7 separate regions of the Mus musculus genome follow, and all the other regions are linked to region 1. A link is a loop called in an ENCODE intact Hi-C map of the cell type or tissue named here. Cell type or tissue: heart. All regions are shown on one strand.

The links. A loop is a pair of places that touch in the nucleus more often than their neighbours do. Peaks named below come from ENCODE experiments on the same cell type or tissue, not always from the same donor. Only the 100,000 strongest peaks of a DNase experiment are listed, where the experiment ranks them.
Region 2: it touches region 1 in a loop (2.8-fold over the local background); 2 of 42 quality-filtered maps call a loop at or near these places.
Region 3: it touches region 1 in a loop (4-fold over the local background); 8 of 42 quality-filtered maps call a loop at or near these places.
Region 4: a loop joins it to region 1, with 2.5 times the contacts of the local background. A loop is called at or near these places in 13 of 42 quality-filtered maps.
Region 5: it touches region 1 in a loop (2.2-fold over the local background); 3 of 42 quality-filtered maps call a loop at or near these places.
Region 6: a loop joins it to region 1, with 2.3 times the contacts of the local background. A loop is called at or near these places in 4 of 42 quality-filtered maps.
Region 7: a loop joins it to region 1, with 5 times the contacts of the local background. A loop is called at or near these places in 3 of 42 quality-filtered maps.

Annotation. Positions count from the first base shown.
Region 1 is chr8:79,397,022-79,401,021 of GRCm38, reverse strand. Smad1 (SMAD family member 1) reads left to right here and starts at 1,594. Exons shown (of 7, transcript NM_008539.4): 1 at 1,594-1,769. Gm51578 (a long non-coding RNA gene) reads left to right here. Exons shown (of 3, transcript XR_003947567.1): 3 at 1-312. In heart, no CTCF peak of the experiment used is centred here; DNase peaks (open chromatin) are centred at 1,531, 2,351, 2,941 and 3,131; H3K4me3 peaks cover 2,260 bases; H3K27ac peaks cover 2,426 bases.
Region 2 is chr8:78,819,492-78,823,491 of GRCm38, reverse strand. Lsm6 (LSM6 homolog, U6 small nuclear RNA and mRNA degradation associated) reads left to right here and starts at 2,340. Exons shown (of 5, transcript NM_001191004.1): 1 at 2,340-2,444; 2 at 3,407-3,505. In heart, no CTCF peak of the experiment used is centred here; a DNase peak (open chromatin) is centred at 2,341; H3K4me3 peaks cover 1,752 bases; H3K27ac peaks cover 1,687 bases.
Region 3 is chr8:79,582,905-79,586,904 of GRCm38, reverse strand. No RefSeq gene overlaps it. Among named protein-coding and RNA genes, the nearest start is that of Otud4, 55 kb to the left of the region's middle. In heart, CTCF peaks have their summits at 1,738 (motif pointing right) and 3,332 (motif pointing left); no DNase peak of the experiment used is centred here.
Region 4 is chr8:79,337,361-79,341,360 of GRCm38, reverse strand. Smad1 (SMAD family member 1) reads left to right here. Exons shown (of 7, transcript NM_008539.4): 7 at 1,569-2,966. The coding sequence ends at 1,712. Among named protein-coding and RNA genes, the nearest start is that of Gm4890, 44 kb to the right of the region's middle. In heart, a CTCF peak has its summit at 1,615 (motif pointing left); a DNase peak (open chromatin) is centred at 1,630.
Region 5 is chr8:79,499,333-79,503,332 of GRCm38, reverse strand. No RefSeq gene overlaps it. Among named protein-coding and RNA genes, the nearest start is that of Gm39205, 61 kb to the right of the region's middle. In heart, a CTCF peak has its summit at 1,834; a DNase peak (open chromatin) is centred at 1,922.
Region 6 is chr8:79,029,020-79,033,019 of GRCm38, reverse strand. All of the region lies in intron 1 of Zfp827 (zinc finger protein 827), which reads right to left. Among named protein-coding and RNA genes, the nearest start is that of Zfp827, 2.6 kb to the right of the region's middle. In heart, CTCF peaks have their summits at 1,894 and 2,490; DNase peaks (open chromatin) are centred at 1,989, 2,289, 3,259 and 3,489; H3K4me3 peaks cover 2,855 bases; H3K27ac peaks cover 3,823 bases.
Region 7 is chr8:79,560,759-79,564,758 of GRCm38, reverse strand. No RefSeq gene overlaps it. Among named protein-coding and RNA genes, the nearest start is that of Otud4, 77 kb to the left of the region's middle. In heart, a CTCF peak has its summit at 1,881 (motif pointing right); a DNase peak (open chromatin) is centred at 2,578; H3K4me3 peaks cover 716 bases; H3K27ac peaks cover 2,006 bases.

The sequences.
Region 1 (4,000 bases):
TATAGCCAAGGATGCCCTTGGACTTCTGACCTTGCTCCAGCCCAGAGGGTGGGCATTAGAGGCCAGCACCATCCCACCCGGTTTATTCTGTGCTGAGGATGGGACAGAGGCTCTCATTCCACCCTGGGAGGCAGGGGAAGTGCTTCTTTCCTTTTCTATGGCTGAGTAATGTTCCCATGTATGGATATACCTCACTCTTTTCATCTACAGAGGGTCTGTACAGGGGAGGGAAATGGCCCTGAGTGGCTTTAAGCCAGGCTCACTCCAACTGTTGCCCAAGGGACCAGAGAGCAACCAACTATGTCAAATGCTGCTTTTAAGGAAAATAAGATGAGATCCAAGAATTGACCAGTAAGTGCTCAAATAGTTTAATGAAGAAAGAAATTTAATTAGCAGGAATATTCTTATGTATAATTTATAAATGGCATTTTATGGGTTTATGGGATTTGTTGCATTTCCTTTGAATAATTAAATATGTAATGCAGATATAATACTTAAATAATTAATAAGAATTTTAAGTGGAGTGCTAAGCATGTAAAGGTACAGGAATAATTGGAGAGTGTCATTAATTTGTAGTGGCCTTTGGTATTTCTTTATATTGCGGGCAATGATTTTTTTCTTTTTTTGGTTTGTGGGGCATTTACTCCTAGAATAGTTCTTCTCTAAACATAACTCAACATTATGATAAGTGTTCAAGATTCCATGCCAACTTCCAGAAACTGACCAAGAAAAAAAGTTGATTGTTTCAAGAAGGTGTTTTTGGTGTCTGAACAGATCAGTAAGATGTGAGTTCCTTTGTGTGTGTGTGTGTATTTTTGTTTTGTGGGTTTTTTTGGGGGGGTGGGTGGGAATAGGGGCAAAACTGTTATCTAAAAGATTGCACCCAAATTTACAGTACTAAAAGGGTATTTCCCAGTCCAAAGCCAGTCTGGTCTGTAGAGAGAGATCTCATTTCCAGGCAAACAAGAAAGCAAGGAAGTTCAGTTGTAAAGTTCTTGTCCAGCATGCATAAGGCCATGGGTTCGATGATTCCCAGAACCTTATAAATAAAAATATGTGCAGCCCTGTAATCCCAGCACTGAGGATGTGGAGGCTGGAGGAAGAGAAGTTCAAGGCCTTTTCCCCTTCAAAGCGTGTTCGAGGTCATCCTGGGCTACGAGACCTTTTAACAAACATACAAATGGTTTCTGTCATTTGCCGCAGGAAGGGTACATACTGGAAATAAATGTATCTACCTAGTAGTTAACAGGTCAGCCAATTTGAGGCTCATGCTACATGAAGGGCCGGTAAATCACTGAGTCAGTGATTGCAGGGCCTTTAAAAATGCGTTTTTAGGACGACTGAGTGGGCTCGATGGTCGTGTTCGAGAACTTTTCAGAAAATAACACAGGCTTTGGAATTTGACTGGCAGCTAGGCAGGGACTAGAGTCAGAGGAAGGCGCGGGCCGGTAATTTGGAGAGGATCCCTAAGCGGCAGCGGGCGCGCGCGGTGCGCGTGTGAGCGAGGGCAAGCGGCAGGCGGGTTGTGCGCCGGGTATTGGCAGGCGGGCTGTGGAGGCTGGGCGGTTCCGACTGCCTGACGCCAGCGCGACCAGATCAATCCAGGCTCGGGGAGCGAGCGGGCGCACCAAGGCGAGGCCGGGGCCGAGGCGCGGGGACGGCGGCCCGGAGCTAAGCAGAGCGCGGGGACGGCGGCCGGGAGCGGATCGGAGCACGGGACCCGGCGCCGGGTCTCGTGCGTCCCTGCGGATGGGCGCGCCGCCGAGCCGGTAAAGCCGAGCGTACCCGAGCCGACTCGAGACAGACTTGTCCTGTGCCGCGCGGGGCGCACCGGGACAGGGACCAGCTCCAGGGGGGGATCCTGGGCGGGCTCCGGGGGGCATCCCGGGCGGGCTCCGGGGGAGGATCGGGGACAGGCTCCGAGGGGATTCTGGGCGGGCTCTGGGGTCGATCTGGGACGGGCTCCGGGGAGGATCCGGGAGGACTCGGGGGACCCGCGCTGAAGGAAATCTGGGACGAGCTCCGGGACGCAGTCCCCCCCCCCCCCCATGATGGCGCCTCGCGGCCGCGAACCTGCCGCCAGACCTCCCTGCCTCCCCGCGTCTTTGTCGGGCGTGTCCAGTTCTCCGGGGACCCCCGTTCCGCATCGGGCCGCAGCCCCATTGTGTCCCCGCCCCGGCCTGCGGACCCTCGCGGGGACAGCGCTGCGCTCAGCTCGGGTCTCCCTGGATGGACGCGCGCACCCCTGTGGGTCCCCACACAGCCTGATTTGGGGATCGGGGTTAAGGAAAGTTCGTAGCGTAGTTCCCTCTGATTTATTCAAAGGTCTGGCGGCCTCGCGTCTCCCCCCCCCCCCCCCCGCCCCCTTCCGCCTACACCCCCTGCGTCGCCCAGTGTCGCCTCATTCCTTTCCCTTTACCGGATTCGATTGCCTCACTGCGCGTTCCGAGCGCCGAGAACAACTGTTCTCGTCCAGACCGTCTTTGTTAGTGTTTCTGTCGCGGGGTGGGGGCGGTGGGCGTGAGAGCGCGGGCCTGTGCAGCCGCTTTGCGGACTGCGTGCGAAGGCTGCGGGGCCAGCGTCTCCCCGAGGTGCTCGGAGGAGCCAGGAGGGACCATCACCGGCTACATCCAGACAGTATGGTAGTCGCGGCTTTTGTTTATTCGGAGGCACATGTAGTTTTTCTAAATGCACGGTACAAAGTAATCCAGCCAAGAGCTTTCCATCTGAAAATCGCCGCCTATGCCACAGCCATCTAAGAGAGCATCGTTGTAGAATGCTTGTTGTCAACCCCTGGCCTCTTCCCCCTCTCTTGGGTTCCTGGGTGACATCTGAAGTTTTCAAAGCACGGACTGAAAGGAGTTGCTTGGTTTATGTAATGCCTTCCTGTTTTTGGAGCAGATTCACAGCATGCCCTTCACAGCATCAATCTCTCTCTAAGGGCCTGTGGTGGATAATGTGCCCACACCTCAGCACAATGAGAAAACTGTTCCCTGGCCAGGTTCATTTTTCATCGTGTTTATAATTACCACTGTAAGTTGTACCGGAAGCTGATGAGCTGTGCTGGAACAATTCACAAAGAGTCAAGGCAGAGGCAGTGTCCACTGCCTGGGTGTTTTCAATTGGTGCGCCTATGTTTTGCACCAGCGTTACTGTGATGTAGGTGCCAGGCCTAAATAGACTGGACTGGCTTTTGGGTTCGCCCTCTCCATCTCTGCTTTCCTCGTTTTCAGTTAGATGATATTTCTCTGAAGGTGGAGTGCCATCTGTGGAAGTCTGCATTTCCTAGGGAACTGTAAACCAGGGTCTCTTCTGGGGGTGGGGATGCCAGAGGCTCCAGAACGATCAGGTTTCTTCAGAGGATGGGGATTTGTCCTTGATTTAGTTTTGACCCCTGCAACCATAGTAGTAATAAAATACACTCTCCCTTTTGCAATGTCCTCTAGTTCTTGGAGAGATGGTGGTTTTGACATTTTGGAGGAGTAGCTGGGTTTTGTTTTGCTTTTGGCAATTAAAAAAATGCTAAACTCTTGTTCGTTTTGGAATTTAAATTCCTTTTCTGGTAAATTCGTGTGAGCATTAAGAGGAAGTAAATCTTGGTCCCCAGTTACACACATTAGTTAAAAACTAAATTTCGGTTTTTAATCTTGATTTCCAGCTATTCTGGGCTCAAGATAAAATGCAATAATGTGGTATATTGGAAGAAGAATAAGCTCTGATGTAATTAGATGAGCATATTTAAGCTGCAGTAGCCTACATAATCAAGGCCAAGTTGTGTGTGTGTGTGTGTGTATAAAAGACCTCATTTGTGTGGTCTTACAGGGCTAATGGAGGCATCGCCGAGACTTTATAAATAATGTAGAGTTGTGTGTAATGCGGAGTCTCCAGAGAGGCAGAGAGAGCATCATTACCAGCCTTTTCAACCTGCTTGAGATCTTAAATTGATTTACAGCACTGAACTGGTGCAAAATGATCCGTCAGGATGACATGGGGTCAGCCT
Region 2 (4,000 bases), 580 kb after region 1:
ATGCAGGTGCACATGTGTAGGGGAAGCAGTTATTCCCATAAAGTAAAAAAAAAATCTTTTAAAATTAAAGATTCAAAACCTAATTCCGCACAAACACCTACGTAGGGATATTTATAACACCCTTTTGGTAACTGCCATAGCTCGGACACAACCAAGCTGACCCTTAGTGAGTGAGTGAAAGCCACTGTGCTGGATCTGAGCAGATTGTTTACTACTCAACACTTAAAGGACACGACTTATGAAGGCCTGGAGGGACCCAAGCCGATCTGAAAAGGCTTGGTCACAGGGTGACAAGTCAGTGACACTATGAAGGACAAAATCACCGTGAAAGGAAAGTAACACGTGACTGGCATGGCCGAGAGGAAGGCTGAAGCCCAGAGGGTGTTCCCTATAATGTTATAAATGAGTATCTTTATGTTATAAATGTGGACACATACATTATGCATGTGCCAAAACCCATACAGAATATATCAGTGTACAACCCTAACCTCTGTATAATAATTCAGGCATATTAATCCAGCACTGAGCTAAGTAAACTGAGCTAAGCTTTTCTGAATTATTTTTATGATGTTAAAAAGTCTCCCTAATAAATTAACGTTATGTGCAGGATTTTAAAGACTGGCTTTTCAACAGGAATCTGGAAGAAGTTTTGCACACATTTTTTTTTCTTGTAAATACGTAAAAGATGCCGGCAAGTGCACACACGGAATGTGGGAAGCTGTCTGGTGTTTTGGTAAAGGCCAGTTCTAAGCTGCTGAGGGGTTTCTCAGGATAACCACAGATTTATACATTTGTTGGTCCAACCAATTGTTGCCTTGTGACTTTATAGACTTGTGCCCTCGAAGACAGTGGCAACTATTCTGCAGATGAACCAGGCCCCCAAAACTCTTCTCACCGCCTGTTCACCAGCCAGACTCGGTGACTGCATCACAGCTCTGTGCTAACGTGAGAGCAGCTATGCTTATATCTATGTCTACCTACCTATTTCATCTCTCTATATAATACGCATATCATAATTACAGTCAGTAAGAAATGTAGTATGTAGCACAATTTGATTTTTCTTTCTTTTTTCTTTTTTTAGACAAGGTCTCAAATAGCCCAGGCTGGTCTCAAACTCATTCTGTAGCTGAGGATGATCTTGAATTTCTGATTTTCCTGCACGCATGCCTGGGTGCTAGGATTACAGGTGTGAGCGCCACTATGCCACTACCGCTGTGGTGCCAGAGATGTTCATGCACACTAGATATGCTACCACTGTGCTAAATCCTCAGCCCCCAATTTGACCTATAAAGCAGTTTTTATTTTAGGGACAAGGCATAGCGTGCTCCTTCTTTGATTTAAATGTGACTTTACCTGTGTTCCTAATTTTATATTTCAAGAGCCTAAAATGCTGTTTGATCAATGTCTGTAATTATTTGGTCTTGACATCAACTGGAATTTTACAGACAGACAGAAGGATGTTCCTGTTCTTTTCCAAATTCCACCCAGTTGTTCACTGTCTGGGGTATCAACCAAAGGCAGGTAGATCACTGTCCAGGATATCAATCAAAGGCACGTAGAAAAGGAGGAATCCACTTTGTGTTTCAGAAAACAATTCTGCATCTTAGATCCTGTAACACTTATCAGGGTTATGTAGCTGTTGTTTGAAGGTATTATAACTTTGTTGAATGTTAAACAACAGAAACAGAATTAAAATTTAAAATATAAATATAAAATATAAGTTAAAATATAAAGAGATCGTGGGGGTAGAAGAAATTGTCTTCCTGTGACTTTTTTTCTTCCATAAATAAAAAGCATGCATTAAGAATTCATGAAGTATCCCTAACCAAGTTCCCATACACTACTTAAATAGTATCTGCATGCAGTTTCCAATTAAACTAATTTGTAACGTTTTCTAATTGATGCCGTTATAATTCAGAGTTGCTTGAATTATTTTTTTGTTTCAGCATTCCCATGGAAACAATCTCTTCATACATTTAATTTATATGCAGAAGTTAGTTTGAGGGTTTGAGGCTTTTAACTTGTATTTGTTTTAAATTATTTAAGGCTATTTCGGGGTGCTCAACAGCCATCGTTTTAACTGTAAGTTTCCGTTTCTTAATATTTTAAGGTTCTTTACTGTAAACACACACACACAAGATCACTTCTAGCTCTTGGTTGGTTGTTTTGCTTTCGTATTCTATTTTCTGGCAAAAGAGAGAATATCAGAATATCGGACCTTTACTTCAAGCCCTGGCTGGGTGCCGACGGTACCATTAAACAAACCCGGTCTTGGAAGCCAGCTCACTAACGCGTTCTGACTGTTTTTGATCCCCGCGGGTCGCCATAGGCAAGGAGGACGCTGATTGGGTGAGATGGGAAAGCCGCTGCCGGGGGCGGTTTCGGTTTTCGGCGCGCGCGTCCGCGGAAGCCCGGCCTGTGAGCGTTCTGGATCCGGCTGCAAGGTGAGCCCGCGGCCTGGGAGGAATGAATGGGTGCGGGCAGGCACTCCGGGTGGGAGCGGCTGGCGTAGGCCGCGGATGGTCCGGGCTGGCGGGGAGCGGCTCGAGCCGGGCCTGCGTCCCAGGAGATGCTCGCTGGTCTGGGCCACGCGGGCTCGCGGTGCCGGGCGCGCTCCCGTGGCGCGCGCGCTTCGCGCCGATTGGGGTGAGCGCCCAGGGTTACGGTGGCGCGCGACTTCGGCGCCCTCCTCCACCCGCGAGCCCTGCGCGACGGAAAGTAAATACAGACGAGCGGAGGAAATGGTCCTTGCTGACGGCCTCGGCACACCAACTCCCTTTCTCTTGTGTGGGCCTGTTTCTGTTTCAGCTAAGACCACCAAGTTTTTTAACCACACACCAGTATTTAGTTTTATACTTACATTAAAATGAGACAAGTTGTGATTTTAAAATTCATTGATCTCGTTTGGGCCCCCTGTTTTATTGTGTGGATCTCATAAATTATTCAGCTGTTTCCCAGGCTGACGTCTTTGGGTGTGAGTTTTTTGCTTCATTTTCGCATCCCGAACGATATCGTGATGCCTTAACTTCTATTCCTCAAATTTTCAATTACTAGCATAGATGGTTCTTGCACATTGCGAGACTGGTTTTTCTTAAAGTGTTAGTAATTTATTTGGCTCTTCAAAACCGTGAAAGGGCCTACTGTGGTTCTAAAGTAGCAAAGCACAGCCTCACTTTGGAATTACTATTGGGAGTTTGAACTTGCAGGCTGTGACTGTGTGTGTGTGTGTGAGAGAGAGAGAGAGAGAGAGAGAGAGAGAGAGAGAGAGATAGAGAGACAGACAGACAGACAGACAGACAGAGACAGACAGAGAGACAGACTGACTGACTGACTGCACATGTTAATCAGATGCTGGAACAGGAAGAGACAGCCAGTACCCATCTAGCCTAACTTCCTTATTTTGCAGATGAGCCTGGGGCCGTGACAGGTGAAATGGTGATGAGTTACGCAAGCTGCACAGATAATTAAGTAGCAGAGATTAGAACTCAGGTTTCCTGCCTCCCAAGTGAGTACCCCTAACGACTGCAGCAGCTCTTCTCTCACTGAAGGGTGGCCTACTAGATAATAGAACTTCTTTAAAGAAAGTTTTGTTTTGTTTTTAACTCCCTGGCTTATTTTCTACTTTTGGATTGAGGGACTGGAAAATAGAAAAGTTACATTTTTGTGTTCAGCACTAGAAATTTATTTATTTTTTTGAAGGTCAACCCTTTCAAGACTTTGACGATTGCTTCCAGCTTCCCCGTGTTGGGATCAGATACTTCTGATAAGTGCTACTGTTATCCCTCCCAGTACCGAAAAGTGCATGGACGTTCAGGTTTCCTCTGTGTTTACATATAAACTGTGCAGTCTTCCTGTGCCCTTCACATCATCTCTAGATTACTCACAACGTGCCATTTAATGTCACTGGTTGCAGTAGAGTATTGCTTAGGGAGTACAGCAAGGGGAAAGTCTGTGTCTGGGTAGCAGAGAGACCGCTGGACAAGTAATTACAGCTTCATTT
Region 3 (4,000 bases), 190 kb before region 1:
TGGCGAGGTTCTGTGTCATTTGCCTCTTTGGGTCAGTGACACACAGCTCTCCCGCAGTGGCCCCAGAGCCATCTTAGCTTGTGTAAGTAGGTATACTTTATGATGTTTGCAGAATTACATGATTCTCAGAACATATCTCTGTTGTCAAGTAATGCATTGTAGGAAGGGGAGGGAGAGAGAAGATGATGACTTGAAAATCTGAAAAAATTATCGTCTTCTAGTATAGAATCTTAACATATGTAGATCTGTGAATTTTTTTGTTGTTGTTTTGGTTTTTTTGGAGACAGGGTTTCTCTTTGTAGCCCTGGCTGTCCTGGAACTTACTCTGTAGACCAGGCTGGCCTCGAACTCAGAAATCTGCCTGCCTCTGGTTCCCATGTACTGGGATTAAAAGCATGCTCCACCACTGCCCAGCTAGATCTATAAATTCTTAGGAGACTTGTGTTCCATGAAAAGGATCCTAGAACCCAAACCTCTACTTAATTTACTATCTTGAATTTCATGTGCTGTTAAAATCCTAAAAAACAGCCATACTGTCCTAGTTAGAGTCAAAAGTGAAATAATTTAGACTAAGCATAACACACACATCTTATTATATATCTAATTCATCAAACCACTTTGCATAAATTCATATGCATGGATATACAGAAAATATCACACTTATTCCTTGTAGTAATATATTTAAATTTTATTTATTGCCAGGCATGATGGTACCTTTAAATGGTGGTGGTGTTAGAGGCAGGAGGATCTCTGTGAGTTTGAGGCCAGCATGGTCTACATAGTGAGTTCCAGGACAGCCTGGTTTAATATAGTGAGACCCTGTCTCACATCACCTCCCAAACTTCTTTCTTTATTTTATGTGTATATGGGTATTTTGCTTGCATGTATGTATATGTACCAGGTATATAACTGGTAGGTGTGGAGGTCAGAAGAGAGTGTCAAATCCCTTAGAACTGGAATTACAGATGGTTGCAAGTCACCATATGGGTGCTGGGAACCAAACTTTGGGTTTCTCTCTCTCTCTCTCTCTCTCTCTCTCTCTCTCTTAATTTTATTCACATTGGTGTTTTGCCTACAAGTATGTCTGTGTGAGAGTGTCAGATCTTGGCGTTATAGACGCTTGTGAGCGGCCATGTAGTTACTGGGAATTGAACCTGGGTGCTCTGGAAGAGCAGTCAGTGCTCTCAACTGATGAGCGATATTTCCAGCTCATAATAAGTGCTCTTAACCTCTGAGCCATCTCTCTATCCCACATGAGGATATTTTGAGTTTGATAGTTCTTTATAGTTCTCAGAAGTGTGGCACAGTGTTACTTAAATCAGTTCTCTCCGCATCTGGCAGTGACTGACATAGCGTTTCTTGCTGTGATTGTCCCTATTTTGCTCTAGTTTTTTCAAAAGAACGATGTTGGACTCCCGCCCTTTCTTACTGGCTCTTGTACTGGTTTTCTTTCCTTGTTTTAATCTTCATTCCTCTATGTTTTTAAAAAAACACATTTTACTTATTTCTCTTTTGTGTGTGAGTCAATGTGTCACAGCACGCCTGTGAAAGTCCTAGGACAGGCTTTAGTTCTCGTCCCAGGATGTGGCTCCTGGGGATCTGACTTCCAGGCTGGAGAGGAAGCGTGTTTACCAACTGAGCCACCTGGCTAGCCCTCTCTGTTCTTGAATCTGTAATAACTCTTCCCCCAGAAAAGTCTGGCCCTTTGTTAAGATGTCCACACTCATTCTCCCAGAAGGGGTCAGCAGAGCTCCTTCTCAGTGAGCTACTTGTTGCCATAGGAGAGCAACAAACCCCTTTTGGTCTTGTTGATGTAGTAAAGTTTCCATGGAACACTGTAAATCTTTTAGGCTCAGCTATTCAGACTGGAGTTATATCTTTATCTAACATTAACTTAATATTAACTTTAAACAGCTTTCAACTCAGTAAATTTCATTTAAAAATTATATTTGTGGATTTATTTTCTGCTGAATTTCTTACTGGGAAGGCAGTCGGTCACCAAGTTTGGCCTCATATATCATAGATCAAAGTTCAAATCAATATATAGAACAGTAAAGATCTGGCAACTGGTCTACCTTACAGTCTGTCATCCCTAAGTTGTCCAGAGGCATCACACACATGCTTAGGGCAGGAGAAACCTAGAAATGACACCTCCCAAACGGACCAACCCCTTCAGGACACTGTTCTTAGAGGTTCCTCTAGCCCTCCCCCTTATTCCAAAACTTCTTCTCTTGTTTGTTTCATTGGTTCAATAACTAGAGCCAATAACTAGAGCCAGCCATGTGTTGTTCATAGAAGGATGTAACTGTAGGCTTAATTTTAGGCATTAATATGGTCAGCTAAACTTTAAGTTTGATACTAAGGAAGAAGAGAGAGATGTAAACAAAAACAAAGGTAAGCACCTAGGGCTCTTTCTCATAACATCAGTATATAGTAGGGTTCTACATTAAAATGCCCTGCCATGGGCTGAGCCGCCAGTCTGTTCACTCTCTATGGGGATGCTTGCTTGACAACTTGAAGTGAAGAAGACCAAATCACTGCCGCTGTACCAAGTCTCAGGGATGAACTGGAGGTTGGAATGAACTAGAAAAAGAAGGATGACCAAGAGCATGAAAACACTGAGCATAGAGAGCTCTGTGCAGAGTTGTGGTAGGAGGAGAACAGGGTGATAGGAAGTAGCTGGAGAAAGATTTGAAGTCCAAGGAGTGCTTGTAAGCAGAATAGAGAATGCATCAGTCCACTTGCAGAATAACAGCAGTGGTCTAGGAGAAAAAAAACTCCAAGAGGATAGGGTGAATAACTCCAGGAAGAAGCCCTCAAGAATAAGGGTAGGGGTGGCAACACATGCCTTTAATCCCAGCACTTGGGAGACAGATGCAGGCGAGTTCAAGGCTAGCCTGGTCTACAGAGTGAGTTCCAGGACAGTCAGGGCTACATAGAGAAACCCTGTCTTAAAACAAACCAACAAACTAACAAACAAAAACCAAGGGAAGAGGAGGAGGAAGAAGAAGAGAAGGAGGAGGAGGAGGGGAGAAGGTAACGAAAGGGAAGATGGAGCCTGGCAGTACAACTTCTTGGCAAATGTTGAATTTCATTTAAGCTTTGCTAACCTACTCTGCTTCATACACATATTTCCAAATTATATACAAAATCAAACAAAGCTATATCAAAATCAAAGGAGAAAAGAATAAATATATAGCTGGATTGAACAATAAAACAACTATCACCTAAGTGGGAACAGAACCAAAAAATGACTAAGCAAGTAGGCTGAGGTTAGTTTCTGGAGAAAGCTGAGGGCATCTGTGCCGGCTAGGACTTTTAGCTCCTCCTGGTGGACGGAGAAAACTCCTTCCTTTTCACGAGTAGATGCTGAAAAAAAGGGCAGTCCCATATGATGTCTCCTTGGAGATTCAGCTTTGTAGGAAGCTGCGGCAATGGGAGGAGCACAGATATAATCTCATAATAAAAAATTTAGCCAAGCTGCCTAATTGCTCTGTGAATGACCCCGTGGGGTCCTCGATATCACCCTGGGATAGGAATTCCAACCCACTACTCTAGATTTGGCTTCTAATCAAGGATCTGCTGACAGACAAGGATGACCTCACCAGTGAAGGCTCAAGGAAGGAACAGAAAGAAACACATCAAAAGTTTCCAAGTGCACCAGTGTAAGGTCACACGCCCAAATATAAGAGTAGAGGTGATTCTAAAGCTTAGGAATCTAACAAAATCAGTCATTAAAATATGAAAGGATTCCATGTGAAGTGCTATCTCTGAAGCTGGTTGATACGATTTTTACTATAATTGTGACTGAAAGGTTTAAGTTGATACATGAATAAAATTTCAGGATTATGGAACAAAGAGAACCCAAAAGGGGAAAAAAAAGCATCAGAGAGAAGACTGTATAGAATAAAAGTATGTAAAAAGGAAACATAAAACAGATGAGAAATTTTAAGTGAAAATATTAACACTTAAATATAAATGTATTAGATTTGAATTCTGA
Region 4 (4,000 bases), 60 kb after region 1:
GGTCAGAATCCTGTTCTCATCGGCCACATCCCACAGCTCATAATTGCTTGTATCGGAGACCTGGATGCCTCAGATAGGCGTTCGTAGATAAATCCACACTCAAACGGTGTCCTGCAACAGCAATGCGACTCACAGGGACTGAGCAGGAGTTGCTAGGCTTGCGTAGTAAGTAAGCGCCTTTGTCCAAGAATTCACCTCTAGCAGTGTTTTCTTCTTGAAATGGGTGTTGGGGTGCAGGTCCTTGCGATTGCATGGCAAGCCCTCTGCAGGCTGAACCATCTCCTTAACCCATATGTGTGTGTGTGTGTGTGTGTGTGTGTGTGTGTGTGTGTGTGTGTATGTGTGTGTGTGTGTGTGTTTCAGACAGGGTTTTACTCTGTAACCCAGCTGGCCTGAAACTCACTATTCTGTCCCAGCTGGCTACAAACTTATGCCAATCCTCAGGCCTTACCTCCCATGTGCTGGAATTACAAGTGTGGGCCACCATGCCTGGTTCCCCTCTGTCCATCTTTGTGGCAGAGGGAATAAAACCCAGGGTCTCTCATATGCTAAGCAGTACATGCCACCACTGAGCCCTGTTAGAGCAGTCGCTTGCTACATTCTCCCCTTACCACTGAATACAGACAGTAGAGGTCGTGTCAGACAGACTAATATTCTGTTTCTTCCCCACTCTGGAAGATTAAATTCTTCTACCTGTCAACCACACAGATCTCTTGATCTTTCAGTCTCAAGTGAAAGTGGAGGGAGGATAGTTATGTACCCCAAAGTTCTTCCCAACACCTAGTCATTGTCTTGAAGTGTCAGGCTCCATCATTCATCTGGTCAGGAAGGTGGCTTGCTACATGGTATCAGAATGATCAATTAGGACAATAGTATTCAGTAGAGGTCACCATGAAAGCCAGGAGTGAACGGCTGTCCTATAATCCTAGCACTAGTGAGAGGCTGCGGTAGGAGGATTGCAAATGACTTCAAAGTCAGTCTGGGCTACACTGAGTTTGAAGCTAACATGGGTGACTCAATGAGACCCTATCTTAAAAATTTTAAAAAGTAAAATGGTGTTGGTGTGAACAAGAGCACAAACTTGTGATTGACCCTTGTTTGCAAAGAGTTATGGCTGCTAGGGTCTGGTACATACCTCTTTCTAGCAATTTTAAGAAATATATCTGAGCAAGAACTTTTAAGACAAAGTTGGGTGTGTGCACTCCACCTGTGTTGTGTGTGTCCCTGGGTTTGAACATTCAGCAGCTACAGTTATATGCAGGTCTGTCTCTTTAGACAATGAGTTCCTTGAAGACAAAGGGCTGGCTGACATCCTGCTGGGACTAAAGAAGTGTGCCACCCACCATACCTGACAAAATGGGTCATCTGGGGGGTCCTAGGATGGACTTGAGTATTCAATATATATCCCAACATTTACCGACTACATATGTATGCATTTGTGGTGTGCTGTTCTTGTCAGATGTTACCATGAGTCCAAGCAGGCTTCTACAAACCGATCATCTGACCTTTGTACCGAATCACTGAGACTAAGGAGCTAACTGATCCCCAGTGTGCTTTCTTTTGCCTAGGGTTGGGGAGCCGAATACCACCGGCAGGATGTTACCAGCACCCCCTGCTGGATTGAGATCCATCTGCATGGCCCTCTCCAGTGGCTGGATAAGGTTCTGACCCAGATGGGCTCACCCCACAATCCTATTTCATCCGTGTCTTAAAAGACCTGTGGCTTCCGTCTCTTGCAAACTATCGAGCCTTGCATGTACTTGAAGGATGGACAAGTCAGACAGGATGGAGACCTGACGAAGGAGCCACGATAATACTTGACCTCTGTGACCAACTATTGGATTGAGAAACTGACAAGCCTTGGTTGATAGCAAGAACCCTTTCAGTTTACATTGTGACATTCTGTTGTAAAAATCAACTAAAATGCTGACTTTCAGCAGGACTTTTGTGTATAGTTAAAAAAAAAAGAGATGGCCAAGCCAGGGACAAATTATCTATTAGGAAAAAAGAAAAAAATGATTGTAATCAATCCTTTTGTGTGGGGTGTTGGCAGAAGGTTGGCGCTGATAGTCTTTCTGAAGTGGGCTTTCATCAGGCTCAGAGCCCACGTTGAATCATCTTCTCATGGGTTTTCTTAATATTTTAAAACTACTTGTTTAGAAATGAATGGGTTTTTTGTTTGTTTTTAAAGTACAGGTTAATCGTTATGACATGCATAGTAATCTTTCTGAAACTGTATGCTGGCTGTATTACTGTCAGAATGATGGCAGGCATATGCTCTTTGCTAAATATGTATATACAGAATATTTGGAGGTTATGAATAGTCTAAATGGCTAGTGGGTTTACAGAGTATCTGAGGGGCGGGGTCGGGAAGAAAACGACGGCTGCAAATGTAGACTATACCGTAAAGCTCAGCTTGCTGCCTTAAACAGACAAGCTGGTGTCTGAATTTGCTGTGTTTCAGTTTTTGTAGAGTTTTATCTGACTTCTTTTCTTCTGTCTTATCCGCTCCACGGCACAGTTAAGCAGCTGGTTAATTCCTCTAACTGTGAGAGCAGATGAGTAATTCCTTCTGTTCGCAAATCAACTGGCTTCGTGTTTCAGTACCCAGTATATGAAAAGCTTGAATTGAATGAGCAGTTTTTATGGAGTTTACAGTACAGACATAGGCTTTGATTTCCAAATAAATTGTTTGCCAAACCTGGTAACTCTGTTCATTATTCGCAGGATTAAAGATCTCTCTATTGGAATCCATTTCAAAGGTTGTTTTTTTTGTTTTTGTTTTTGTTTTTTGTTTTATTTTGATTTGTTTTTTTTTGTACTATTTGGTTTCTTTTCTTCTGTTAATTTTTTTATTCTCCTTTGCTCTTATACAGCGAGTACTTTTATTCCAACACTAGCAGGGTTTTTCTCTACTGGAAATTTTTAAATAAAACCTGTCATTATTGCTTACTTTGATTAAAAAATGTGTCATTTTTTTTCTTTGCATGTTAAAATTTTAGATCAGTAAGATATGGTGCTCTTCTGAGTGCTCTCTGCCTGATACAAAAGCTAAATTACTGAAATGAAGACGTGAACCTGAACTGCTAAGAGAGCTGAGTGATTTGGAATTGGAAGAGTAAGGGTACATAAAACTGGAAACATTAAGGGAAAAACTAAGTGTGTAAACTTAAAACCAGTTTCTTGAAGGCAGGTGGGATATGTACCATGGTGTGCCTGTGCAGGTCAGAGGGTAGCTTGGTCTGTCCTCCCATGGTGTGGGTTTCCGAGATTAAAGTGAGGTCTCCAGGATTGACAGGCAACACCGTTACCCACTGAGGCATCTTACCAGCCCACCGATAGATAATGTCAGGAACTGCAGCAGCACGCTTAGGTAACCAGAAGAGAAGATTTGGGAGTTAACAGTGCACACAAGGGCAGCCATGGGAGAATGCAGCCAAGATGGCTAGAAACTGAGGCTGCACAAGAGAAAATGGTGACCTTGGTGCAGTTTTCCTGGGATAGGGCTGGTCATTCCTCTTATCCCTGACTGCACTGGAACTCGCTCTGTGGACCAGGCTGATCGGAGATTTGCCTGCCTCTGCCTCCCAAGTGCATGTGCCAACCACTGCTCAGCTCCACCAAGGGGATTTTTAAAAATTTATTAAAAACAAAAAACAATTTGAGGTCAAAGTTTCTAGCCACATAAATGTCACTGTTTCTCCTTATATTCTTTCCTAGACTTGGTTCACAACCCCAAAATTTCAGAATCTACTGCCTCCCACCATTGGGAGAATGTCTTATTCCCCTGAAACTACAAAATGCAACCCTAAACAGTGGCCAGGCCCAGATTTCTTTCTCTTACTGTTGCCCCCAAGACTATCTATCACTAGCAAGCAGAGAAAGCCTGGGCCAGGAGACCTAGACTGTGACAGTCCTGTCCATCTTTGCTAGACCTCTCCATTTATATTCCATTTATCACCACAGAGTTAGACTGGGAATCATTCAGCTAAGGTAAGAA
Region 5 (4,000 bases), 100 kb before region 1:
CCATTGGACACGCAAACTTTATATGCCCCAGTACAGGGGAACGCCAGGGCCAAAAAGGGGGAGTGGGTGGGTAGGGGAGTGGGGGTGGGTGGGTATGGGGGACTTTTGGTATAGCATTGGAAATGTAAATGAGCTAAATACCTAATAAAAAATGGGAAAAAAAAGCTATGATTCCTCATGTCAGTGACACTGATGACAGATTCAAGACATAATGCCTTCTAGCTGGGGAGGGAACTGTACAATGGAAAAAATCTGAGAAACAAGAGCAACTCAAGACCAAACTGAACCATTCCTGCATGAGACATTGGCTAAGGAGTGAAGGGCTCAAGGAGAGAAGTGTTTGTTATCAACAAGATTGCAGCTCAGAATGTAGAATGACAATGGAGGCATAGGTACAGCATGGCTACGTCTTCTTGGTACTTCAAACTGTACTTCAGAGCAAGTCAGGATGGCACAGAGCCACCACGAGGCAGGTCCAGTCATGTCTCCCAGGCATGTGCTGACAGGAAAGAAATCTCTCATTTTATCCCCAAAAGCCTTACCCTGACATGAGCTTATCCGAGGTTCTACTATATCTTATGCAGATCATCTTTAAGTCTATTGGACTAATGATCCATAAAAATAGAACTCACTTCAGAAAAGCAGTAGAGCATTTAGTAAGTGCTGAGGATGGTGTTACTTGATGTCTAGGCACCTTTCATCTAGTAGTCACATATGTCATATGAGGAGTGTGCCAGAATTTCCCCTACTTACTGATGGGAACACTGATGCAGGACTTCATTATCGAGCTGAGTCTCTAACCCAGAACTCACACACACCAGACACCATGCTGCTGTCAAACTACAAGGATTATGTCTTGATTTAGGAAACATTCAGAGAGAAGGGAGAGGAAGGGAGAACTCACAAGACTGAGTTATCAAAGCAATGCCAGTTTGCCAAGGGGAGGCAGAGGAGGCCAGACAGGAGTCTCAGATAGTGGGAGTAAGGTCCTGACTGCTTGGGAGTGCACTGCACCAGCATGGGGGCGTGTGTGCACGGAGTGCAGGTCTCAGGCTCAGTCTGACCCTGGCTGGAAGTGGCAGGGTGTGACCTCAGCACCTGAGTTGGATGTCATGGCATGACCACTTTGTGACTCGAAGTATTTTCCTCCAAGCCTTGGGGTGGGGGTGGGGCTTCATCTGTTGTTTAAGAGAATTTTAGCAAACACTTGCATTATTTTTCCATGAATGTTATAATAGCAACAAGAGTTTCAAATCTTATAGTGCGAGCTGTGGATGCTAGAGAACATGACTGCCCCCTGAGACAGGCATACGTAGCTTTTACATGGCGCTGGGCTAACCCCACTGTGTGAGGGGAAGGATTGTGGGCCCCCCATCCACTCTGGAACAGACTCATTTCCAAAGGAAGCTCTATAGAGCTTCATGGGTTCTCTAAAAAGCATTTGAGTTAGGAGTTGTGTGGCCAGCTTCCAGAAAGTTCCCAAAGAGGAATTTCCTATGCTCTTGTTAACAACAACAAAATCAATGAGAAGGGAGTTCTATGGGGGGGGGGGGAGGAGTAGGCTGTGTTTAAAGAAGCCCAACATGGTAGTTCTTTAATCCCAGAACTTTGCAAAATAGTGGAAGGCAGATCTCTGTGAGTTTGTAGCCTTCCTTATCTACATAGAAAGTTCCAGACCAGTTAGAGCTGTGCGATGAGACTCAGTCTTAAAAACAAACAAACGAACGAACGAACGAACGAACGAATGAATGAATAAATTAATAAAATGGAGAGGCAGCCTTCAGTACAAAAAGAAAGTATGTGGCCAAAGAAACCAAAGGAGGCGCTAGCTTATAAGAAGGAGATCCCACCCGGATTCCCTGCCTATGCAGTCTGAGTAGCAAAACGAAACTCTCTGGGACTGTTTATCTTGGCTACTGAAACAGGAACGTTCCCAGGCATGTGCTTCCTGCTTCTTCCAGGAACACAGAATACATGGCACCCCACTCCGAGTCAGCAGACATTTCCCAGGGTGCTTTCTGAACTTAGTCCTAATTGGTCATTGGAGAGTCTTCTTGGATATTAAGCTTTTCTTTGTTAAAAGTGTTTTAAACATTTTTGTTTATTTGTTTACTTGTTTGTTTTGAGATAGGGCTTTTTTTGTGTAGCCCTGGCTGTCCTGGAACTCACTCTGTAGACCAGGCTGTCCTTAAACTCAGAGATCTGCCTGCCTCTGCCTCCTAAGTTACAGGATTAAAGGAGTGTGCTACCAGCTCCTGACTTTAAAGGTTTTTTGAAGTCTTGTTTTAGTTTCCTGTATTTTTATTTTTTGGGGGGGAATGAGTGTCTTGCATGTATGTATGTATGTGCACCATGCGCATGCCTGGTGTCCACAGAGGTCATCTTCAGGCTGCTATGTGGGTGCTGGGAGTCTAATACGGGTTCTCTACATGAGCACCAGCACTTTTAACTACTAAGCATCACCTTTCCATTACATTAAGCTTTTTTATCATATATCATCCGTCCATCCATCTATCCATCCATCCATCCATCCATCCATCCATCCATCCATCCATCCAGTGTGTGGAGCAGTGTGTGTGTGCCAGGGTACACAGAGGTCAGAAGACAAATTGTGAGAGTAGTAAACTCTCTCCTTCCTTCCACCATGTAGGTTCTGGGATCAAGTTCAAGTCATGGGTCTTGACAGCAAGCACCCTTACCCACTGAGCCATCTCACTGACCCAGGCTTTTCTTAAAGTTTAAATTCTGTTGGCAGTCAGCATTGATGACTGATTAGTTATTTACCATCAAGGAGTCAGCATGGTTAGTTGTCCTGGTGGTCCAGGCTTGTATTGAAGTCCTTGTGTCCAGTCAGAATCTAGTTGAGCAACTGGGGCTGATTGCTAAGAAGGAAACCCAGATGCCCATTAGATCTGATTCTGGGTTGAAGTGGTTCAGTTTCTGCCTGGGTTAACAACTGCTCTCCTCAGAGAGAATTTATCAGCAGATGAAGAGTAAACCTTTTAGTACTGTCATCGAGTGACAGACTCAGGGGCTTATAACCCCACGGCTTGAGAACTGGAGACTCTCCAAGCCAGAAACATCACTCAAGCATCTCAGGTCGGAGGCGTACTGTTCTTGGCTTTAATGACCAGTGACCTGGCATTTGGCAACTACTGTGGTACTGCGCCTTGCTTCCGCAGCAATCAGTGCCAGCCAAGTATACAGCTTGAAAGTACTGGGTACTGGGTCCTCATCTCCTAACAATAGCTAGTGCTTATAGTTCTTAGTGTTAAGGCTCTTTTGGATCTTTGGAATTGAGATCTCAGCTTTTGGGTTTGGCAGCTGCCTAGAACTCCTCTAGCCCCAAGTCCCTGCTTTGGTGGCTTCAATAGGTTCATCATCCTTCATTGGCTGTGCTGCCTCTACTTCCACTGTCTCTGACTCCAGCTACTCTCTCTCTGTCACAAAGAAGTCTGTTTGCTGCATTGCCACTTCTGACAGAGGTCCCACCATCACCTCCCAGGTTTTGCTGCTACTATGTCCACTGCCGACACTTTTCTGTCTCCTCTTTTCTGTTACCAAATCACCCTGCTGTACTTACAATAAAAATCAAGGCAAAACCAGGAAAAGATAGCCAGTTCTTGGGCCTGATATTGTTATCCCAGGGGATAGCACAAGAAGGTATCTCTCAGATGATTCAAAGGGTGAAATGACAACCACAAGAGGAAGATCTGTATCATAGTTGGTTCCCCCAAGGTTCATGGACAATCAAGGAAAAGAGGCAGAAAGGCTGTAAGAGCCTGACAGAGGTCATGGAGGACTTGACAAAAACACTGTCATCTGGACAGATCAGGATCTCAGCACTCATGAGCTCACAGCTGATGTGGGTGCCTATACAAGACCTGCCCAAGACCAAGTCAGCCAATATTCATCATGGTGGGTGGAGGGGATCACAAGAGTTCACCCCAGCTGAGGCACTTCTGAGAGTCGATGGCTTCTGGTAGAAGGAGACTCAGTT
Region 6 (4,000 bases), 370 kb after region 1:
CCTTGAGGCCATTCTTTCAAACATGGCACTGGACTTTATTAATCAAAGAACTTTTGTGAAAGAGCCATCAACAGCAGTTGAGTCACATTTTAAGTCCCAAAATGAAAATAACTTCATTAAGCCAAGAAACAGAAGCCTTTATTTTGAATAATAATTTTTAAGCCTACCCCCCAAATATATCGGCTTAACATCCTTGGCTGAGTGGGACTTCCAAAAGTTACTACAGACCTTCTCTTTGATATGTAAATAGAAGGACCACTTCATCTTCCCAGGACATACCACTTTTTCTAGTACATCTGAGACGTCCCATGTAACATAAACATGACACACATGTGTGAGCACACACACATACTCCCTCCCCCACTTACTTTTGAGGCCCAGAAGAAAATGACTGTAGAATTTTAAATCAGAAACCCAAAGCTAAGGTTAGTAGTGTCAGGTTAAAGGCTCGCCCATCTCCAAAGCTAATTCGGTTCTGAACAGTCCCAGGGGTGTCTAGCAGAACAGAAGGAGCTAGGAAACCCTAGCAGGCAGGAGCCCAGCCTGGGGAATTGCTAGTACTCTGTGCCAGGAGCCAAGGCTCACCCCAGACTTGGTATCAGATAATACCAAGTGCTCGCCTGGATTTCCAGGACTAATCCACTCTAGGGTGGACTATCCAGGTTCCCTGGTGTCTGTACTGTAGGAAGACAGTGGGCTTTGCAGGCCCAGAATGTTCCTAGATAGTATTGTTTAATGTGAGAAGTAGACTCCACTCACAGAAAACATCTGTATGTGGTAACAGTGTGTGCTCTGAAATTCTTTAGCCCCATTGCTGGGAGTGCAAGGGCCAAGATTGCTGGCAGAAATGGAAAGGATTTCAACTGTTCTACAAATTCAAACAGTAAGTTTGTGTGTGTGTGTGTGTGTGTGTGTGTGTGTGTGCGTGCATGCACACTGCACTTCCTAATATTTACAGGTTCTATCAACTCTTAAATCAACACATCAATAGTGGCTTTAATAACTTTTTCATTTACTCAGAAAGGTCCTTTTGCCTTAAAAGCAATTTAAATTTCCCCAGTTTATTCACTAAACCACCTCTTTGCCTCACCTACAAAACAGACCGAGGGTTGGGGGGCAATTTTTAGGTTTGTCTCTGTATAACTTCTTTAAACTCCAAGATGGCTTCTAACAGGCACCTTTAATCCCAAGCCTCAACTGTGTTTTAACCTTGATACAGCATAGTTCTCCCAGGGAGGGAGCCCTTTTCCCAAACACAAAATAGTTCAGTATTGAAAACTAGGCCGTAGGTCTACAACTATACTCTGTATTAAATGGAAATGAACATTCATTTTTACCCAAATCGATATGCCTCATGTCTGTATATCATTCTCAAGTTTCTAGGATCATCACTGGGCTCTTAGCTGGCCCTGGGTTACTATGACTGACTTGGAAAATACACTATTTGCCCAGAAATTGCTCTTAGTCAAAATGTAAATTGCTTATAAAACATGTGTAAACCCCGCTTAGAAAAGGCAGCACACATGCACACATAAAAATTCATTCAATACAAAAAGAGGTGGAAACGCTTTACAAATTAAGGCTTCCCTTAAAAAGAAGGGGGGGGGAGGCTGGACCGTTTACTGTGCTTCCAAAAGTAAATTGCTTCTTACTTAGGGTAAAGTGGCTTAATATGACTGCAAGGGGAGGTGATTTTTTTTTTTTTTTTTGGAGTAGATAGCAGTATTCAATCTGAGAACCAGGAGAGAGCTCACTCTCAAAAAGAAAAAGAAAAAAAAAGAAAAGAAAAACTTCATCAACAGGCAGCAATCCGCGGGAGAGGCCCACCAGACACCGGAGCTAAAATGGAGCCTGAATTTCCTCTCAGACAGAGGGTAGTCGCAGGAGGTCAGGGTCAAGGTCACCGGCAGGGCAGGCTGCAGCTGCCCGACTGCACTGCACACCACGGGAGGGGCGGCGTTCCAGCCGTCTCAGCCGAAACTGATAAATCCCTTCTCTTCTCCCACCCTCCCTCTAACCCCGCCAACATTTTTTTTTAAGCAGGGGGAGAAGAGAAGAAAGGGAAATGACCAAGTAACCTCACCGCCCTGGTTTTCGCATACAAGCTCATCAGCTCCCAAAGTTGCCATCTAAGGGCAAGTTCGCAGAGAACACTGAAGCCCATTTTGTGCGAGCAGGGCAAGCCTCCCGCGGTGGCGCCCGCCCGGGACAGCAGCCCCCCCCCCCCCCCCCGCCTCGCTGCCCACGCGCGTCCGAGCAAGAGGGAAGCCCGGCCCGGCCATGTGCACGCACACTTCCACCAACTGCTGCGAGTTTTCTGTGAATCGCAGCGCGGAGCCTCCCGCCTCGCCCGCCCCGACTGCGCCTCCTTCTCCTCCTCGCACAAAATTTTCCTACACTCGCAGCCGCCTGCGAGTGATTTTATGTGCATATATATTACATATGTGATATTATCCTCAGAACCTCTAGCGGGCAGGCGAAGAAAGGACTGCACGGGGGCATTTTTTTTTTTCCTCCCTAAAGGAAGGGGAAAAAAAGCATAACCCTAGCCCTGTGCGTCGACTCCTTGCATACCGGGAAGGGGGAAGAAAAGAGGAATGTTTGCGGAGCAGACTGCCCGCGCGTGCCCTTGCTCGCCACTCCGGGTGCCACCGCGCCCGCCCGGGCCACAGCAGCCCTGCGGACCCCTCGCGTGGGCACCGCCGCGGAGATTTCGCGAAGGAGAGATCGATCGCGCTCGCCCGTCTGCGGCGGAAACACACACGCTCACACATAACCCGAGACACCATAACCTTAACCCTTCCCCCACCCTCCGTGAACTTCAGGTGACCGACCACGTCGGCCTGACACCCGCGCGGGCAGGCGCTCCGGCTCCGCTCCCGCCCCCAGCCCGGGTTTTGCAGGATCGGGCTCCGAGCAGCGCCAAGCCGCCCCGGAGAGGGGAGCTGAGCAGGGGGGGGGCGGGAGGGGGGAAGAGGAGAAACTGACCCTCCGTCTCCCCCGACCCCTCCCTCCGGCGCCTCCCGCGTCCCCTCCTCCCGCCACCCCGCCCCACGCCTTCTCCCCTGCCCCCTCTCCCCTGCATTCAAGGAGCCCGGCGGCCCCGGGGGGGATATTTTTAGTTGCTTCTTTCTCCTTCACTTTTAGCTTCAGCAGCATCTCGGAACACTCCGAGCGGAGAGCTTGTGGGGGGACGAGGGGGGAGCCCGAGAGGGAGTGGGGGAAAAGTTAAGAGTCTCGCAAAGAAAAGCGGGAGGGCGGCGCGGAGGGACCCGAGGCGCGGGTGGAGGAGGGGACGGGGACCCGGCCGCGCAGCCCGGCGCGAGTCTCCAGTTGGCGTGTGTGGCTAGGGCCAGGAGGGCTGGGATGCACTTTAGTCACGGACTCTGCTCGGGCTGGCGGGGCAGGGGGGTCTGCGAGCCCGCGTCGCCCCGGCTCTGTCTGCTCCGCCTGACCCCGCATTTTATTGCGGCCGGGAGCCCTGCTCCGCCCTCCCCTCGGCTCTGCAGGGACCTCGCGCGCCGCGCGCCGCCCTGGCTGCCTCGCCTCAGCCTCGGCGCGGCTCCCGCACCCCACATCCGCTCGGCTGCCCGGCCTCGCCCCCCGATCGGCCACCCGCGCCCCCCGGCGCCCCCACACCCTCCTCGACCGCCCCTGCCTTCCCCTCCGCCACCGCCTCCACCTCCGCCTCCAGCTCCAGCTGCCCGCGGCTCCGGGGCCGACCCACCCCGGCGCAACCTTTAGCCGGAGACCGACCTCTCCGGTCCCCAGCCCGGCGGGCGGCCGCGCGCCCTCGCCCCGACACCCCCAATCGCCATGTCACGGCCTCGGCCCTGCGCGCGCCCCAACCCCGCACCCTTGTGCACCGGGATCCACACGGAATTTCTTTTTTTTTTCCAAGATTGCAACCTCTCCCACCTCCCCCCACCCGCGACAAAAACCCGGCATCCACACTACTCCCCTCCTCCCTCCTCTCGCCCCCTCCCCCGCAAACCGGAGT
Region 7 (4,000 bases), 160 kb before region 1:
ACAGATACACAGGCACATTCACACACAAACATACACAAACACATGCAGACACACTTTCACAATACAGTCACACAGACACACATTCACATACATAGACATACACACAGGCACTCTTTCGCACATACAGTCACACACATACAGATACCCCACACAAGATACACTTACACACAGACACACACTCATACACAGATAAACAAGATCACTTATACATAGACATACACATACAAACCCACACACAGACACACTCAGATACAGACACACACACACAGACAGACACACATATACAAAACTTCACACACAGGCACACACACAGACATACATACACACACAGACATACACATGACACACACAAACAGAAACCCGCAACAGACAGAAACCTGCAAACAGTCACACACAGATGCACATTTTCACAATACACTCATAGAGACACAAACAGACATACACACTCATATACACAGGCACAAATGCACACACAGGCACACACACACAGGCACACACACACAGGCACACACACACAGGCACACTCACACATACAGGCACACACAGATACTCCACACAGACACACTCACACACAGACACACATTCACATACACAGACACAGTCTTTCATACACAGACACACACACAGACACACACACACACGATTAACTAAGGGAAACATGAAAGTCTTCTGAAATATGTTCGTTAATCACCAGCTTCACACAAGATCTCAGAAAGTGTTGGTATAAACCCCCGTGTACGCATATTTACTGTAGCACCATTGGTCAAAGCAAGCCACCTTGCCAAGCACAGAGAGAAGCTGGAGGGGACTCTAAGGGTGGGGATTTGATGAGGTGTGATTTCCCCACCAAGGGAACTGTTCTGGAGTTGGTAAATAGAATCTGGGTCAGCATCTATTCTGAAAAAATATAGTAATTGATCCAATTAAAATTGGCTTTTAGTATTTCTCTTTGTTCCATTACAAATCTGTGTATGTTTTAAATACAACTATAATATAGAAACTACTAAGAAGAATGAGAAAAACATCACTCAAAGCTTACTACCTAATAAAATATTTCTCAGAGTTCATTACAAATGATTCTAGAAATTTATGCACACACACACATGCACACACACACACACACACACACACACACACACACACACACTGACAGCGTCTAACTCCAGGCATAACCCGACAGCTGAGCCACCTCACCATTCCCTGGTCCTCTCATTATTCTAATATTACAAGTGGTACCTTTGCATCTAGAGGAAATGGAGAAAGCGGTGGCTCTGGGGGCCATGCCTAGGAACCTTATTTCTCTTGTCAGTGTTCTTGGAAGAAAATGTGTATGGAAGTTGGCAGATAGAGAGCAGGGGTCAGCACAGGAGAGAAGAGAACAGAAGTTAAGAATGTGAAGTCTTTATCTTTGGGCGCATATTTTCTCAGCCACCAGACTCCTTCATGGGAGGCAACAACACAGTGGCCTTGAGGAGGCTGGACGGGCTTAGGAGAAACTGAGGCTTTGTTGCCAGGAGCCCACAGTCAGTCATCCAGTTGCTGTCCTTTGTGACTGCCCCTTTCCTTTGCAGCGCTATTCTAAGAAAGATGGGTAAGACAAGAGGAAGGCAAAGTCCGGTTAACCCCTTGCAGAAAGCTGAGGCCTTTGAGAACATTCGCTAATTTGCATGGTGCCAACTTGCTCCTGTATTCCGAGGAGAGCTGAAACAAAATTCAGGAGGGAGTTAAAGTTGTAAACTAAGAAACACGAGCTTTCTAACGATCCTGATTTATTTTATTTTATTTTTTACATAAAAGTTGCACGTATGAGTGTGTGTATGTGTGTTTGTGTGTTGGTGGGGGTGTTAGATTCGAGCACATGGGTGCAGTGTCCATGGAATCCACAAGAGGGCGTTGGATTTCCTGAAACTGGAGTCACAGGTCATGGTGACCACCCAGCATGGGTGATGGGATCTGACTTGAGAGCAGAATACGCTCTTATCAGTTGAGCCGTCTCTCCAGTCCTGCTTTTGGTTTGATAAAAATGCATATATCTGTGGACAGATATTTGTTCCATAGTGTAATATTTATTTTTATTACATATGTAATATAGCATAATAGCTTGCCCCCTTTTACAGTATTATCTATATATTAATTTTATCCTAGCTTGAACTTGTGGCTTGATAGGTAGCCCGGATGAGTCATTCGAACGAGAAAAGACATGATCTCATGAGCGTTATTTTAAAAGTTTACTCCATTATTCAGAAGTTTTTATGCTTCTAGAAACATCTCTGCCTCCCCAGTGGCCATCTGAGGACAGTGAGATAGCTGCTTCAGGGAAGAGAAGAAAAGAGTGAGCTGCTGGAAGCAAGGCTGAGGGTTACAGCTCACTGCCAAGTGCTCCAGCGGGCAAGGGCGACCCTCCCAAAGGCAAGTCCCTCCTCTCAGACCTGCAAGAGCATGACTTAGTGCAGATCTACCTCAGCAGCACGGTCTACCTCAGCAGCACGCTTCCTTCTTAGCTGCAGGGAGGGTAATGTACAGGAAAAGGTGACGTAATGATTGTCTCACTTTCCTTATTCTCTCCCAGATGAATAACCATCCACAGCAGGGGTGAGATCACTCACTATTAGTGGAATAACATCTGGTGAGCTAGGGCCCCCGGCCGAACTGTTGTTGGTTTGAAGCTATATTTAACCCTCGGAGACTCCACGATTGTTAAGTTTCATGGATCACATATGCAGCCCAGCTACACGGTGAATGTCTTTTTAAAGGGCAAAGAAACGCTCCTTAAAGGATTTTAACATGCAAGCTTTACTTTTCCTTATGAAGCAAGGCATTCACCTTTCTCAAAGGGGATCCTGGGCTATTATTAGAGTGGACCGTCTCAGACATGTGGCAGATGCCCTGGCCCTCTGACTCAGGCTCGGATGCTTGCCATAGCTGTCTAAGTTTAAATTTCAAATCGCAGATAGGAATCTCTCTCCTTCAATTTCCATTCTTATCCTTAATTTCCAGGCAGGCCTGCCATGCTGACAGTGGTGAATCTTGCGGAGTAATCTATCTAATAGATTTACCGTAAATGATGAATCATCTGGTACTTAAAATCTAATGAGCAATGCTCTAAGTCAATTTGACTTTTAAAAAAATGCGACTCAGCTAAGGTCATCAGTTAAATGTGCTAATGCAGAGTAACATAGAGGCTCAGATGCATGCATAGTCACAAAGCTGGAACACTCTGGGGTCTGTCCTGTGCCAAGGCCTTTAGGGCCTTAAAACTAGGACATAAAGGAGAAATGCATAGTGGTGCATGCCTTTAATCCCAATACTTGGGAGACAGAAGCAGGCAGACCTCTGTGAGTTTGAGGCTAGCCTGGTGTACATAGTGAGTTTCTGGATAGCCTGGGTTACTTAGTGAGACTTTGGAAAATAAAATAAACAGGCAAGTCACAATATGTAGCAAACAAGACAAGAGGTCATTTCATAACGACCAGGGACAGGCCTTCAATTTCAGGATCTTCTTATTTTTCCCCCCGACAAAATGTAGTAGTACTTTGTTGTAAAGATGCTAGTAAGCTGTTCTTCCTAAAATGTAAAGAATCGGTTGTGCTAGCCTAGGCTAGCAGACACAAGGGCCTGGGTTCAATCCAGAGAGCCACAAATGAATGAAACAAATAAAAACATCAAGTGTGAAAATAACCTTAACTTATTGAAAAAAATATAGAAAATACAATTAATTCACCATGATTTTAACAAAGCAGATCTTTGGGGCACAGGTTAATATTCTTTTTCTTACACTCATTTATTTTATGTATGTGTATGTGTTTATGAGTGGGGATGTATGCATGACTTGGAACATGGTAGATATCAGAGGATAATTTGTATAACGCCATTCTGGCTTTGTTGCCAGCCCCTTTATTTCCTGAGCTATTGTGCTGGCCAGGTTGGTCTTTTAAACTGGAGTACATGCAAACATTTTTCACATTATTAAATATTCTGCAATTTTCTTCTAAGTTGCCAT